Regions from separate parts of the Mus musculus genome. Here region 1 is linked to region 2. Evidence: chromatin loops called from intact Hi-C (ENCODE). Cell type or tissue: heart. All regions are shown on one strand.

What was found. Peaks named below come from ENCODE experiments on the same cell type or tissue, not always from the same donor. Only the 100,000 strongest peaks of a DNase experiment are listed, where the experiment ranks them.
Region 1: it touches region 2 in a loop (2.5-fold over the local background); 2 of 42 quality-filtered maps call a loop at or near these places.

The regions. Positions count from the first base shown.
Region 1 is chr7:24,437,342-24,445,341 of GRCm38, forward strand. It overlaps a transcript of Irgc1 not described here. Among named protein-coding and RNA genes, the nearest start is that of Irgc1, 5.8 kb to the left of the region's middle. In heart, a CTCF peak has its summit at 4,639 (motif pointing right); DNase peaks (open chromatin) are centred at 903, 4,630 and 5,255; H3K27ac peaks cover 804 bases.
Region 2 is chr7:24,502,754-24,510,753 of GRCm38, forward strand. Cadm4 (cell adhesion molecule 4) reads left to right here. Exons shown (of 9, transcript NM_153112.3): 8 at 1-41; 9 at 759-1,780. The coding sequence ends at 868. It overlaps Zfp428 (zinc finger protein 428), which reads left to right and starts at 4,334. Exons shown (of 3, transcript NM_146183.2): 1 at 4,334-4,683; 2 at 7,793-8,000. The coding sequence starts at 7,925. In heart, no CTCF peak of the experiment used is centred here; DNase peaks (open chromatin) are centred at 3,898 and 4,738; H3K4me3 peaks cover 3,042 bases; H3K27ac peaks cover 2,095 bases; H3K27me3 peaks cover 1,703 bases.

The sequences.
Region 1 (8,000 bases), 65 kb before region 2:
CCAGTCAGGCTACTTGAGAAGCTGAGGCAGGAGGATCACCCGTTCCAGGCCTGCTGCTGAGTGAATTCAAGGTCATCCTGGGCAACTTGCTGACACTTGTTTCAAAATAGTAAACCAACTATCTCACGCTCATGCCCGTAGCTCATGCCCGTAGCTCATGCCCGTAGCTCATGTGTACAGTCCAGGCACTCAGACACACACAGAGTTAAGAGGATAGCGGTGAACCTAAAGTCAGCCTCAGCTACAGGGTAAGGTCAGGCTAAGCTAACCTGAGGCCCTACTTCAAAAAAAAAATCAATAATTCAAAATTAAAGACAAGGTCTGAGATGTTCCTCAATAGTAGCGTACTTGCCCAATGCATGCAGACCTCTAGGTTCAGTTCCTAATGCCACACACACACACACACACACACACACACACACACACACACGTGAGGCCGAGACTCCCACTAATAAGAGTCAAAGCACCCAGTCATGGCGTCTGGGGACTGCAGCTGCTCTCAGGACCCTGCTCTTAGCTACAGCTTCTCTACCATCTGGTCCATGGGCACCTGCCTGTCCTATCTCCCTCATAGCCTCCCTCAGCCAGGCTCTACGGGCGTTCTTTCTCCTATCTGTTTTCTAGGATGAACCTTGGGCTTCTAAATCTTGAAGGCTCATTCTGGCCATGGGAGGATCCCCCAGAGCTGGGGACAGAGGCCCCAGAGCTGGGGACAGATTATTGCCTGGATCTAGGGAAGGAACGGCTGCTGCCCACTGAGTCCAACCTTTCCAAGCCTCAGGCAGCAGCTGCGGGCTCGATGGGATCCTGCTGACTAGCAAACCAACGAAACGGAGTCAAAAATAGCCTCAGACATTCCTCAACACTGAGCAGACTGTGTGTGGCACGTCCCCAAGGCTCCTTCCCCAAACTCACAGACACGTGCAACGCCCGGGTGGGGGAGCGAGGAGGGACTAAAAGACCAGCAACACAGCATCATCAAACAGATCTGCAGACATAAGCCAAGGGGCCAGAGAGATGGCTCCAAGGATAAGAGCACTGGCTGCTCCTGCAGAGAACTCAGGGTCGGTTCCCAGCACCCATGTGGCAGCCCACCAATGTCTTTATCTCTAGTTCCAGGGGATCTGACACCCCCTTCTGACCTCCATGAATATCATGCCCGCACACAGAGCACATGCATACATGGAGGCAAAACACTCATACACATAAAATAATTTTTAAAATATTTTATTATTTTATGTCTTTATCAGTATAATTCAATAAAATTAAATCGATTAACCATAGAGAAATAAACTTGGGCTGGTGAGCTGGCTCAGCGGTTAAGAGCACTGACTGCTCTTCCAGAGGTCCTGAGTTCAAATGCTAGCAACCACATAGTGGCTCACAACCATCTGTAATGGGATCTGATGCCCCCTTCTGGTGTGTCTGTAGATAGCTACAATGTACTCATATACATTAAATAAATAAACCTTAAAAAATAAAAATAATAAACTTAACCAGTTCTGTTTGCCTTAAAAGGAACATTAATGAGCTAGGTGTGGTGGTGCACCCCTTTAATCCCAGCACTCAGGAGGCAGAGGCAGGTGGATCTCTGTGAGTCTGGGGCCAGCCTGGTTTACAGTGTAAGTTTCAGGACAGCAAGGGCTACACAGAGAAACCCCATGGGGGTGGGGATGGGGGTGGGGATGGGGGTGGGGGCGAGGGTGGGCAGTGTCTTATAAAGAAGCTTTCAGACAAGGCTGATAACCCAAATCTGATCCCTAGGACCCATATGGTCAATGGAGAAAACTGATTCTGACAGCCTGTTCTCTGACTTGCACATGTGCTCCTTGGCAACACACACACACTAAGATGCAAGTTTTTAAAAGAGAAAAGCCATGCAAACAAGATCAGCCTGATGCTCACAGCCACCATCCAAACATTTGGAAGATGGAGGCAGGAGGATCCTCGGGCTCGCTGGCCCGTCTGCCTAGCCTGCTTGGCCAGCGAGCTCAGGTGGCGATGCCCAGCTTTTACATGGATGCTGAGATCTGAATTCCCTCCCCATGCTTGCATAGCAAGGACTCTTACCCACTTAGTCATCTCCCCAGCCCACAGTTAAACCTTTTCTATTTAGTTTAGTGTGTTAAGAACTCAGCATTAGAGGGCATGCTTGGCATACAGGAGGCTCTGGGTTCCATCCTCAGCGCCAGAGAGAATGAAGGAAGTAAAATGGGAACAGGGGTAGGGGAGGAAGAGAAGGAGGAAGCAGAGGAGGGAGAGGCAGAGGAGGGGGAAGAAGAGGAGGGGCAGGCAGAGGAGGGGGAGGAAGAGAAGGAGGAAGCAGAGGAGGGGGAGGCATAGGAGGGGGAGGAAGAGAAGGAGGAAGCAGAGGAGGGAGAGGCAGAGGAGGGGGAAGAAGAGGAGGGGGAGGCAGAGGAGGGGAGACAGGGGAGAAGAGGAAGAAGAGGCAGAGGAGGAAGAGGGGGAAAGGGAAGAGGAGGAAGAAGAGGAGGAAGAAGAGGGGAGGAGGGGAGGGGGAGGAGGTGGGACCAGGTCCAGCAGAGAGAACAGAGATGAATAACCTCTCTGCACTTGCTCTTCCCTTCCTTCTGAATGTAATCAAACCTAAGACGCTGGTGGCTGTCGGACACGTCTTTTTTGATCCTGCTAACAAAGAAAAAAAAATGATGCTGCCAATAAAACCACAACATGACATTTCCTTATCACTTAAGATGTTTATTCTGGGACAGCTGAGAGAGCTCTTGGGAACTTATTTAGAAAGCACAGATCCTTATCACACATCAGTTCTATACTCACAAAAATAGAGTGGTGCCCGCTGCCAGTCATGCCAGCACTCGGGAGGCAGACATGGGAGGACTGATAATGCGAGGCCAGCCTGAGCTACACACAGTGAGATCTTGTACCAAGAAACAACAGCACCTGGATCTGCCAGGGCACTGGTGGCGCACACCTTTAACCCCAGCACTTGGGAGGCAGAGGCAGGTGGATTTCTGAGTGCGAGGCCAGCCTGGTCTCCAGAGCTATCAGGCTAGCTAGGGCTACACAGAGAAAAAGAAACAAAGCAGAACAAATGTTGATAGGGTGAGATAGCCCAGCAGATAAAGGTGCCTGCCAAACCGCAGGAAGGCTAAGGTGGAGCCCTAGGAACCAACACTCCAACAGACCCACACATACACAACCCCCACACACACCTACAACACACATGCGCACTACTCATACATACACACCACACATAGACACATATACAACACATACCACACACACCACACGCACACGTTAAACACAAATACACACACACTGAAGTAAATGAAAACAAAATCCAGCGATCCTGAAACTCGCCTGCACACTGTGCCTTCTGGTCTCTCCATTCCCAGCAGTCCAGCCCCGCCAGGCTGGACCCATCCTGGAGTTTCACTGAATAGATTGTGGTTTTATTCTTGTGTTTGTCTGGATCCTCCCCACTCCCCCCCCCCCCTTTGACAAGATCTCTTGTAGGCCAGGCTGACCTTGAACCATGTAGCTGAAGATGACCTTGGACGTTCTTCCTCTCACTGGCACCTTCTGGGTGCTGGAAATACAGGGTGTGTGTGTGTGTGTGTGTGTGTGTGTGTGCGCGCGCGCGCCAACATGAAATCATCCTCCAGAGTTTCTCTTATTCATTCGAACACTGGCTGCCTTATGGCCACCAGATTCTGTTCTAGGCCGGACACAGTAGTGGATAGGACTCTACATCTCAGGCTGCCTTGAGACTCACTATGTAGCCCAGGTTGATCCTTGTTTTGTGGAACTTATATTTTCATTAATTTATTTATTTGTGTGTGTTGTTGTTGTTTTGCCTGCATGTATGTCTGTGTGAATGTTTAAGACCCCCTGGAACTGGAGTTACAGACAGGTGTGAGCTGCCATGTGGGGGCTGGGAATTGAACTCATGTCCTCTTGAACAGCAGCCAGGGCTTTTAACCTCTGCGCCATCTCTCTAGCATATATATATATATATGAATGATTGATTTGATTTAATTTTATTTATTATATATAAGTACACTGTAGCTGTCTTCAGAAACACCAGAAGAGGGCATCAGATCTCATTAGGGATGGTTATGAACCACCATGTGGTTGCTGGGACTTGAACTCGGGACCTCTGGAAGAGCAGCCAGTGCTCTTAACTGCTGAGCCATCTCTCCAGCCTTAGCCCTTATATTTTTAAAAGATATAGATAATGAAAATAAGATGAGGCCAAGTAGTAATGAGAAAAGAGAAGAAAAGGAAATCAAGGAGAAAGCGACAGGATTTGGAAGCTACAAGATGGCTGCCCTTTTATAGTCGATTGCCACATGTGGTTTCCTTCTCCCCAAATGTGAATTCCAGGCTTCCCTGGAGACATGGAATAAATTTTGAGCTGTCCTTGAGAATTGCTGTCATCAGTAGGATTCTGGGACTTCAGTACTAGACTGTGAGAGGGACTGGGTCCATATTCTTTTTTTTTAATTTATTGTTTGTTTGTTTGTTTGTTTGTTTGTTTTTGCACCCTGGCATGCTGGGGAAGAGATCTGCTACCCTCCTGGGATAGGGACAGCCACTGACAGATGAGCCAAAGTGAACTAGCATACCCCAGCCACTAGGGAGCAGCAGCTGAACGCAGCCTATGTGCAATGCCACAGGAGGTCAGAAGAGGGTGTGGTGTCCTCTGGAGCAAAAGCTACAGGTGGTTGTATGTTCTGCATAGATGCAGGGAACTAGAGCTCTGTCCTTGGAGAGCAGCAAGCACTCTTAACCATTGGGCCATCCCCCCAGACCTCTGTGGTACATTTTAGGGCTTCCTCAGCTCCATTCCTAACTCCTGCCCACACTCCCTCCTTCCCTCTTTCCTTTCTTTCTTTCTTTTTTCTTCTTTCTCTCCCTGATCCTCCTGCCTCCACCTCCCAAAAGGATAGGCGTGTTTCACCACACCCAGCTAGGATTTTTTCTTTCAATGAACAGGAGGAATATGTCATCCAAGCTTTTAAGCTTATTGTAAATTATGTGTGATATGCAAAAACGGAACAGATATTAGTCCGTGTCCTGTAATCAGGATGTTTATTGCTAAATCTATCCTCGAGGGAGGAAGATAAAAGGAAATTGCACGAGTTCCCACCAAAAGCAGAAAGTGGAACTGTGAACACCTCCCACGACAGGGTGACAACTTAAGTATGTCCACACTTCAGTCATGAGGCCCACACCACACAGCCGAGGACCGGGGGAACTGATACTTGGGGCCTGTCATGAGAGGCTAGAAAGTGGTACAAATGGAAATAGAGAGCCAGTCAGCTGTGGTGGCATAGATTTTCCTCTCAGCACTGGGGGTAGCCGCTGGTTTTGAATTGGTTCCTACTGATCTACCTCCTTTGTCCCGTTCCAAGAGAAACTTCCACTAGCAGGCGGGTGGGAACATTCTGAAAGACCAGAGAATGGAGTATTATTATTAAGTAGCATATATCTATCATCTGTAATTAAGCCTGAAAACTGAGAGGAGAAAGACCAGTTCCACAATTATACAACTGAAGCAAGTTTTATTTTAGAGGTGCACCCGGGACTGGCCGACTGGCTCTCTCACCCTAAGCTGGGATTTTATTGAGCAGCCCCAACAGGTGTTTTTGGTCCTTTTTAAAAGATTAAAAGCTGAGTCAGACAGTGGTGGCTCAGGCCTTTAATCCCAGCACTCGGGAGGCAGAAGCAGGTGGATTTCTGAGTTCCAGGCCAGCCTGGCCTACAGAGTGAGTTCCAGGACAGCCAGGGCTACACAGAGAAACGCTGTCTCAAAACAAACAACAATAACAAACCCCTCCTATGTTCCTGCATGTCTTTGGCAACAGTTTGTTCTCTCTTTGCTGTACTGATTCTCCGTAACACGCACTTCCCGCTGACGTGCTGTCTGTATTTTCCTTTCTCCTCTGTCTCCCGAACTATCCGTGTCAACCTGACTGGTTCTGAGACCAACTAAGACTCAAACCCTCTGGGGAACCTACCTGTGAGGGATTTTCTGGGAAAACCCATCCCGAATGGGGGAGGGGCACGGTCTTCACACAGCTCAGATATAAGAGTGTCCACAGGAAAAGGCAGCCTTAGCCGGGCAGTGGTGGCACACACCTTTAATCCCAGCACTTGGGAGGCAGAGGCAGGCAGATTTCTGAGTTCGAGGCCAGCCTGGTGTACAGAGTGAGTTCCAGGACAGCCAGGGCTACACAGAGAAACCCTGTCTCGCAAAAACAAAAAACAAAAAAGAAAGAAAGGAGAGGCAGCCTTTGTGGTCGTGAGGTCAAGAAAGAAGACTTAGCTTTCCGGAAGCCATAGTCCCAGAAAGGATGTCCAGCCTGGAGCCCTGACTTGTCCCCAGAGGCTACCAGGCTTCTCAGTGCCCGAGAACGACAGATGAGAGGCTTCATTGCCAAGGAGATACAGCGAGATTCTTCAGGACAGCGCAAGGATGCCTCGGCCTGGGTGATGATTGACTGCGCAGTGTGTCCCGCAGGCCAGCAGGTAGCCTGGGAACTCTGATGCCTCTGAGCCACCCACAGTCCCCTGCTTGGGCTGCAAGAGCCAGAACCGGGTAGAGAAGTATTAAGTAGCATGAGGAGAGGGTAAGGAAGGGAATTAGGGGTCATACCCAGGCAGAGGTTCACAACTGCACATGCACATACCTTACACACACACACACACACACACACACACACACACACACAGAGCTCACAGACTCACTTTGCACATGAACAGAATTCCTGTCCTTGTTGAGAACTCACTGGAGACTTCTAGCCGTTAACCTCTGGGCCAGTCTCAACTGTTCCTTCAAATATCCACAAGTGACTGCTTTGTAGAGGATATGATAGACAACATGAAAGCAAAATGGTTTCTTATTTCTCTAATGTGAAAACCCAAGAAGAAGTCAGGTATGGTTGCACACACCTTTAATCCCAGCGCTCAGGAGGCATATGCAGGTGGACCTCTGAGATTGAGGCCAGCTAGGCCTGCACAGTAAGACCCTGTCCAAAAATTCAAACTAAAACAACCTCAGGGGTCAGGTTGTAATCCTGAGGGAGAGCCCCTGCCTAGAATCCCCCAGGGAGGGGCTGGGGGCGTGGCTCAGTGGTAGAGCCCCTGCCTAGAATCCCCCAGTGAGGGGCTGGGGGCGTGGCTCAGTGGTAGAGCCCCTGCCTAGAATCCCCCAGGGAGGGGCTGGGGGCATGGCTCAGTGGTAGAGCCCCTGCCTAGAATCCCCCAGTGAGGGGCTGGGGGTGTGGCTCAGTGGTAGAGCCCCTGCCTAGAATCCCCCAGTGAGGGGCTGGGGGCGTGGTTTGTTGGTAGAGTGCCTCCCTAGCATTCATAGCACCTTAGGGTCTATCCCCAAAATGGAAAATAAGGAATCTCACACAACTGTAGATTATGTAAATCCTTATCATATATGTCTGTGTACATTTATGCAAACACATGCATACATATAGTTTGAGCTCAGGCTAACCTCAAACTTAACAGTCCTCCTGCCTCTACCTCTCAATGCTAGAATTTATCGCTGCGCAGCACCGTGCCTGGCACATGGCCAGGAATAAATACTTTTGAACACTTCTAAACAGAGCCATCGTCCTATTTTCCCATAAGTATCCGTTTAGAGTCCCTGCAGTTCCATCCATAGCGCCTGCTGTGCTCCGGAATGACAGTATTCTATGTGGGCGCAGGAAGCCACAGGTGGCTGCTGAGCACTGGAGCCCTTGCTAGTTAGTGCACATCAAGATGCACTGTCGAAAATAAACGGCAAACTTGCCAGAAAAAGTGAATGTAGTGTATACTTTCTTTCCTCCTCTTCTTCTTTTGCATTTTATTTTGTGTTTTGAAACAGGGTTTCTCTGTGTAGCCCTGGCTGTCCTGGAACTCACTTTGTAGACCAGGCTGGCCTCAAACTCAGAAATCTGCCTGCCTCTGCCTCCCAAGTGCCGGGATTAAAGGCGTGCGCCACATTTTCTCTGCATTGG
Region 2 (8,000 bases):
TGTGCTAGTGGGCATGGTCTGGTGCTCCGTCCGACAGAAGGGTAAGTGAGGGCGGGGCCTGAAATCAGTGAAGGGTGTGGTCATTTCTGATTCTGGATTGCAAGGGGATGGAGCCTAGACACTGGATTGGATTTGAAATCAAGCCATAGTTTTGACTAATACCCTGTAGGGTGGAGCTTTTGGCCCTGGGCTCTGAAAGGGCTGAGATTTAGCAGAATAAGGGGAGAGATTTTGAGTAATTTATTTTTCAAGTTGCTGAATTTATTGACAGCATAGACTTAAAGGAATACTATCAGAAAGCGGGGGAAGGGTTGGGAAGGAGGTGCAGGGGAGGGGACTCCATTGATAGACTCTGTCTTAGCATGAACAAAGCCGCCCAGAACTGAACATGGCGGTGGATGCTTCTAACTCCAGTATTTGGGAGATAGCGGCAGGGGAATACAAAGTGCAAGGTCACTTGTAACTATCAAGTTTGAGGCTTACCTGGGAAACTGGAGACCATGTCTCAACAAAAAAAAAAAAAAAAAAAAAGGGCATATCGGGGATGAGGGTGGGTCCTCTGTGACTTTTTGGAGTCTTCCTAATTCCTCTTTACCTCTTTCTCTACCTTTGTCCTGTGCCTCACTGAACTGGACTCTGGTTCCCTTTCTCCCACTTCCTTCATATGCTGTGTCTCTTGCCTGTCTCCTTTTCCTATACACACTCCCTGGGTCTTCATCACCATGCCCTTTGCCCTGGGGACATCTTCCTGCTCTCAGGATCCTATCTGACCCATGAGGCCAGTGGCTTGGATGAGCAGGGAGAAGCCAGAGAAGCCTTCCTCAATGGCGGCGATGGACACAAACGGAAAGAAGAATTCTTCATTTGACCCTACTCCCCCACCGCCAGCTGCAAGGAGCCAGCAAAGACATTGACCAGAGTCCGGGATGGGATGGTGGTCTTCTCCCCCACTAGCTAACACCTCGGCGCTTGGGCAGGGGTTGGGGGTGTTGGATGCCTGGATCTCTCCCAGGGCCAAAGGCTAGGGTCCAGAGACTTGGGATCCCCTATGGAGACAGGGACTTAAGGACCCTCCTAGACCCCCAGTCCTGGGACGGGTAATAAGGATTTGGGTTGGGGGAAGAAAACAGGGGGAAGGCCAGAACCCCTAGGCTACAGAACCAGGTCTTGTGGGGGAGGGGGCCAGATTCTGGGAAGGGTGGGGTGGGCAGGGAAGGGAAACACAGATTTCTTTGGGGTCCCAGACCCCATGCCAGCCATTGTAAGAGTTCCACAGAGCTCTGGGCACCTCTTTGCAAAGCCATGTTTGCACGGTGGGGGGAGGGGCAGGGGAGGGCGTGGAAATGGGAATTCTGTGTCTTTGTGTGAAAACTCCGATGGGGGGGGCAGTAAGGGAGACAACCCCGACTCTTATCCAGTCCCCCTTCTCTGGGTTCCTGGGCGGCTCCCCTTCCCTCCATCTTGACCCCCACGTCCTTCCCGTTCCATAATTGTCTGTTCACCCGCTCTTGGGGGGGCCTTCCCCGTCTCTCCTCCAGGCCCCCCGGGGAGGGGGAAAGGAGTTTGGAGGGGATGTGTGGTTCTCTATGGTTTTATATATAATATATTAAAAAATCAAAAATCTGTATGAAAATATCAGATTGCACCCCTCTCCCCCCATTACTGGCTTTTGCCCCTTTTTCTTGTTTAAAAAAAAAATGAAACACATTTTTGTACGGGGCGGGGAGGGGATAGGGAGGGGGTTTGGCAATCCCACTAACCACCATTAAACTGAGGAGAGAACAAGTATGGGGTGGCTGTGTGTCTGTCCCTCTGTCCGCCGCTGTACCGCTAGGAAGGGGGGGGGGGATGCAGGCGCTGGGGTGGAGCACCGTGGATGCTGATACACAGGAAGATGAAGGAGCCAGACCTCCGAGAGGCCAACCACCAGCCACTCTTCCTCAAAATCCCAGACTTGGGGGATTTTTTGGGGAGGGGGGCGGTGAGAGGCGTGGTGAGGATTTTGTTTGTTTGTTTCTTCGTTTTGAGACAGCATCTTATACTATAATACAGGCAGGTCTTGAACTCCGGTAACCCTTCTGCCTCAGCTTCTAAAAAGCTGGGGTTACAGGCTGATCCAACCACAGCCAGCAATTTGTGAATAAAACACACACACACACACACACAAACACAAAAGAGGCTTTTTTTTTTGTTTTGTTTTGTTTTGTTTTTTTCAGTTTAACAGGAATCTGAAATTTGATCCTGTTCTAGGCTTTAAGGGCTCAAGGTGAAAAGGTCACTGTACTCTGACCTTTGTGAAACTTTGATGAAGGAAACAGACGCATCTAGGCAGCAATGGGAACAGTTTCAGAGCCGGACGTGGTGGGATACACCTGGAAGCCCAGCACTCAGCGAGCAGAAGCTCAGGGCAGCCTGCTCTACAGAGCAAGTTCCAGGCCACTCCTAGCTACTTAGCAAGACTGCAAGACTGTGTGCCCCTACCCCCCAAGCAGAAAAGCTTAAAGCTTGCTTTAAATTGTAAAGAGGGCTCTTAATATTTATATGCTTAAAATCTTAAAATTCCAGCCTTCAAGGAGCTGAGGCAGGAGAGTGAGTTTGAGGACAGCCTGGGCTACACATTAGGCTCCTGTTTCAGAAAGAAAGGAAGGTGGGTCAATCAGTCTCCTGTGGTGGTGGCTTACACTTTTAATTCCCAGCACAAGAGGCAAGTGGATATCTGCAGCCAGCCTGGTCTACATAGTAAACTCCAGGCCAGGGTTAAGTAGTGAGACCCTGCCTGAATAAAATAAACACACACACACATACACACTCACGCACGCACACGCGTGCGGCGGTGGGGGGTTGGGTGGGTACTGTTTTATTTTGTTATGGAAATTTTCATGCAGAGTGAGGAGACTTAAAGAACTCCAAAGCCCCAGGCACCCTCCACCCCATTTCCACCCAGAGCGCTGCATTTATTGAGACCAGTGCTGTGTCAATTTCCCTAAATCACTCAATCTGCAGGAGCTGTATCATCAAGGAAGGCCCTTCGGATTGGCATCAATACCAGGAGAGAGTGAGCTCGGAGCAGCAGGGACAAAGGGTTTTCCCGATGAATCGAAAGGCAAGATCAAAGCCTGAGACAGCAAAGGGATTACTGTGTTTGAAGTGCTGGGGATATGGACCAGATAAAACGGTGGGTGGGTCCAGAAGAGGCGTCAGGGACACAAGTTTGACTGGGAGACCAGGTGTGGGAGGTGCATACCTGCCACCCCAGCCTTTGGGAAGCTGAGGCAGGAGAACTGCAGGGAGTTGACGAAAACCACCCGGAGCTAGAGTGAGTTCCAGAATACACAAGGAGACTCTCAGAAACAAAGCAAAACACAACTATTCCTTTTCTGTGGTGTAATGGGACTCTAGAGTTTTAAATTGCTAGTGATAAAAGCATTCGGGAAGGAGAGGGCTGTAGGGATGGCTACAAATAGTCAGCATGAAGTTATGGCCCTTTAAAATTACCCACAGGAGCTGGGCTGGCTGCCATATGCCTGTAATCTCAACATTCAAGAGGTAGCGTTCAAGGTCATTTTCTTCGACCCAGGTGTTGGAGGCTAGCCTGAGCTACATGAGACTCTGCCTCAAAAAAGAAAAAAAAAAGAAAGAAAAGAAAGAAAAACAAAAAAAGAAATAAAAAAGCAAACACCTATAGCAGACTTTCTAATTGTGCTCCACGGAAAAGCTGCCTTGACTCCCTCTAAGAATGCAAGCACTACTTTGCCTCTGGAAATTTGCATCAGCTATTCCCTCTGCTTTTTGGCATTCTACTTGGCTCCAGTTCAGACCTGGCTTAAAAATCAGCCCTTGGAAGCCCTTGCAGAACCTCGAGCTGGGGCAGGCGTTTCTGGCATCCACGGCCTCCTGCCGTCTACCTCTCTCTCTTCCAGGTCTTGACAGTTCTAAGTATTTGTCTAATCAAATGTGGTTCGTTTTCCTTAGACTGGGGGTTCAGATCTCTCGCAACGCAGAAACCACGTGCTGTCCAGGAATTTATCCTAGGTGACAGGGACGTGAACGGGGTCCCAGACCTTCGGTAGTTTCGGGACAAGGTTGCCAGCCCACCACGATTAAGTCTGCAGTCCCCTACACGCATGCGCTTTATTTTTCCAGGTGCCCCCCCCCTCCCCATCCATATGCTAATCACTGCGCTCTGAAGAACAGCCTCTCCCGGGAATATGCAAATCACATCCTCCAGTGCGGGAGGCCTTCCTTTGTCCCGCGCTAGGATTATGCAAATGAGCGAGCCTCCAGCCCGGGGGATCCGGGCCGAGTATTTAGGCCCCCACTCTCCCCCCTCATTCCAAGGCATCCACTATTTATAAGGCGCGTTCGCTCTACCGCGCACGCACGCACGCGCGATTCTTAAAGCTTCTTCACCCTTCGGGCCGCAGACTGTACCAAGTCTAGCGGGGCCGTGAGCGGCAGAGCCCGCCACCCCCGCCGGCGTGAGCTCTACAGCCTTCGCCATCCTCTGAGCCCCTCTTCCCATCGACCTCCGGGAATGGTCCATCTGACCGCGCACGCGCCCCTCGCTCGCCCCTCGCTCGTTCGCCCGTTCGCTCGCCCGCTCGCCTAGCCTCCCGAAACGCAGGCGCAGTGCCCGGGCGTGCAGCCGCCACCGCCGAGCCTGATCCGGGGCCGCCGGCGTCGGTGAGTGTCCGAGCTTGGGGGGGGCCGCGGGGCATGCTGGGAAGCGGGCGATACAGCCCCGCTGCATGACGGGAGCCCGCGGCCGCTTGGCCGAGTGACCGGCCCGGGAGTCCCTTGCTTTCCCCAGCACGCGGCTCGGGACCCAGCACAGCTTCGCCTCGAGGCATTGTGGGAGCCCGTGGGCCAGGCGTTCTGGGCCTGGGGCATTCTGGGAAGGGCCTGGGCTCCTGGAGGGGACTTTTTTTTTTTTTTTTTTTTTTTTTTTCGTCGCACACGCCTTCTGTGAGAAGCCCCGGGGCAAGGAGCGTTTGGGTGCCTGGTGGTCGTTAAAGGCCCGAGGCATCGTGGGACGCTGTCACGGGGCATTGTGGGAGCTGATCTTTATTGTTTGGTACCGGGGTTTGTCCGAGTCCCAGTCCTACCTAGCGTTGTGCGGAAAGGTATCTATTGTGTTCACTCACGCACTGTGAGGCGTATGTGTGGGTGGGGTCCTGGCCACTCTGCTTTTGAGGGAACTGAGGCATACGGTTTCATGTAGCTGGGTTTTGGACCCACAATATCGCGGAGTACAACCTAGAATTTATAATTTACCAAGTGCTGAGTTCGCAGAGGTGCATCACCACGCCCAGCTGGCTTCCACCTGTCCTAATGCTTCCACTTGATATCCGGAACGTTCTGGAAGAAGCTTTATATAATGTGGGTTTGGAGAGGGATGGCTGTCCCCAAGTAAACCCCCAAGAAAAGTCCTAACAATCCTTGCTGTGATGGTCAAGTAGAATAATAGTTAAAGCCCAGTGTGGTGTCACGCGCCTATAATTCCTGCTGGGGCAGGAGGATTCGCTATTCTAGACCTGTTTTTTTTTTTTTTTTTTTTTTCCTTTTGGGGAGGGCATCAGATCTCAAAAAAAGAAGGGGGAGTGGGTTTATGGAATGGCTAATCCTAGGTATTGTTGCATGGAACACATATATTAAATATTTAAAATAGAAACAACCAGTTGTCCTCAGTTTTTCTTTGCTGAATGGTGCGAGTTTTTCCAAAAATAATGTATTACTACAGAATTAGAGGGGCCCAACATCTGATGATTAATCATGAGAGCTCTTCCTTGCCAGTCACTATTTCTCGGTCCTTCAAAGGCCTGATCCAGTATCTAGGTGTCTTTAGTAAATTCCCTATCCAATGATGCCACCTCCTCCTCTTGCTCCAGCCGCATTCCTCCAACAGCAAATTTGACATTTGGGCTTTGAACAGTGTGCTTTCTACCATTGTTTGTGCCCCCAGGCCCTAAATTCAGGCTTTGCCATATTATTAGTGTCCATATCTATTGTCCCCAGAACCTGGGAAGCTGAAGTTGGAGGATTGCAAGTTCAAGGCCAGCCTGGACTGTATAGTAAGAGTCTAAAGGAGAGTGGAAACCGTATTGTTTTTAGTCCTACACTGCCTGGTCTTGCAAGGTCCTGTCACAATGCAGTAGGAGGAAGAAACGTGTGCATTGAGAGAAACAGGAATTATGGGAGCCAAGGAGCAATGTGGATGGTTATAGGTGAGCTTTGCAAGGGTGAAAATAAACACTCTGGATCCACAAAGAGGAAGGAGAAAATTCCAGATGGGAAATGGAGGAGAATGAACTAGGACTGCCCTTCTCTGGCTATAAAAGGCCTTTATGTGGCCCTGCCCCCAACCCCACCAGAAGCCTGGAGAGTTGAGCAAAGGAGTAGAGTCTATGAGATCTCTTCCTTCCTTCCTTCCTTCCTTCCTTCCTTCCTTCCTTCCTTTCTTTTTGTTTTGTTTGTTTGTTTGTTTGTTTTGTTTGTTTGTTTGTTTTTTAAGACAGGGTTTCTCTGTGTAGCCCTGGCTGTCTTGGAACTCACTCTGTAGACCAGGCTGGCCTCAAACTCAGAAATCCACCTGCCTCTGCCCCCAAAGTGCTGGGATTAAAGGCGTGCACCACCACACCACTGCCCGACTCTTTCTTTTTTAAGACAGTGTGTCATTTAGTTCATACGAGCCTCAAATTCTATGTAGCCAGCTCTGACCTTAAACTGCAGATTTACCAGCCTGAGAGCTAAGACTGTGGGTGTAGACTGCCTACTTCTATTCAGAGCATGGCTTTGGATCTTTGTTGAACCACAGTCTGGTGAGGTGGCCAGTGTGAACTTGGACTTTGGACAGTGTGCAGGTCTTCTTCCTTCCTCTTCTGCTTCGAGGGAGCTGTTTCTGTGTGCCAACCAAAGCCTGGACTTGAGAAGGATACAGACAAGAAAAGTTGGGTCCTGTTTGAAGCACTAGGCAGAAAATGACAGATTTGAGTTCAAACCTCAAAAGTCAGCGAGGCTGACTTTTACAAAATTAGGTTGACGTCTAAAACACGCCAGGCACAGTGATGTTCCTGTGATCCTGACACTGGGAGGAAAAGAGGCAGGAAGATCTGGAATTCAAGGTCATCTGAGGCTCCTTAGTAAACCTGAGGCCAGCCTGGGATATATGACGCCTTGCTTCAAACAAGCACAAATGGAAGGGTATGGATTCAGCCCGGTTGGCAGAGTGGGTTGTTTGCCTAGCGTGCCTGACGCCCCACAGTTTGATCTCTAGCATTTGGGAGGTAGATCCAGGAGCATTGGGAATCCAAAGTCAGTCTGGGGTATTTAAAATCCTGTCTCATAAAAAGAAAACAGTTTAAAACATTTCCAGGCTAGCTAGTATCTCAGCTGTACCAAGTATTCTGTGTCCTTAATAGTCAACAATCTGTGACTCTTCTTCCTGGTGGTCCTCCCTCCCTCAGCCCCAGACCTTCCTACAGCTAAAGGGTTAATGTCTGGCACTTAGTTATGATTGGTGACCATACCAATACCTTCCTTTAGATAACTTGGGATGTCTTCTCTCCCTACTTCACTGACTAAGAACCACAAGACAGTCTGTTGCCCAGATAACTGGATTCAAGGCCTCCTGGGGACAAGGTCTGCAGAGTTGAGACTCTGTACACAGTCAAGACAGGACAGAGGCCATCTTTGCCCCACCCCAGCACTGAGCACGCAGTGGTCTTAGAATGGGGACAAGTGTTACGTAAAAATTTATTGAGTCACCGCAGGCCTTTCTTTTCTCCCTGTCCAGCACCCCTCTCTACCTGCCAACATCCTGTATTAGAGGAGCTTGTGGCTGGAGGTGTGACCGCGGGAGAGCTGGCCGGGGAGGGACCCTGCTCAGTCGCTGCTCTGCTCCTGTCTCTTGTCCCCTCCCCCCGCCATGACAGAGACCCGTGAACCCACTGAGACTGGAGGCTACGCCAGCTTGGAGGAAGATGATGAAGACCTTTCCCCAG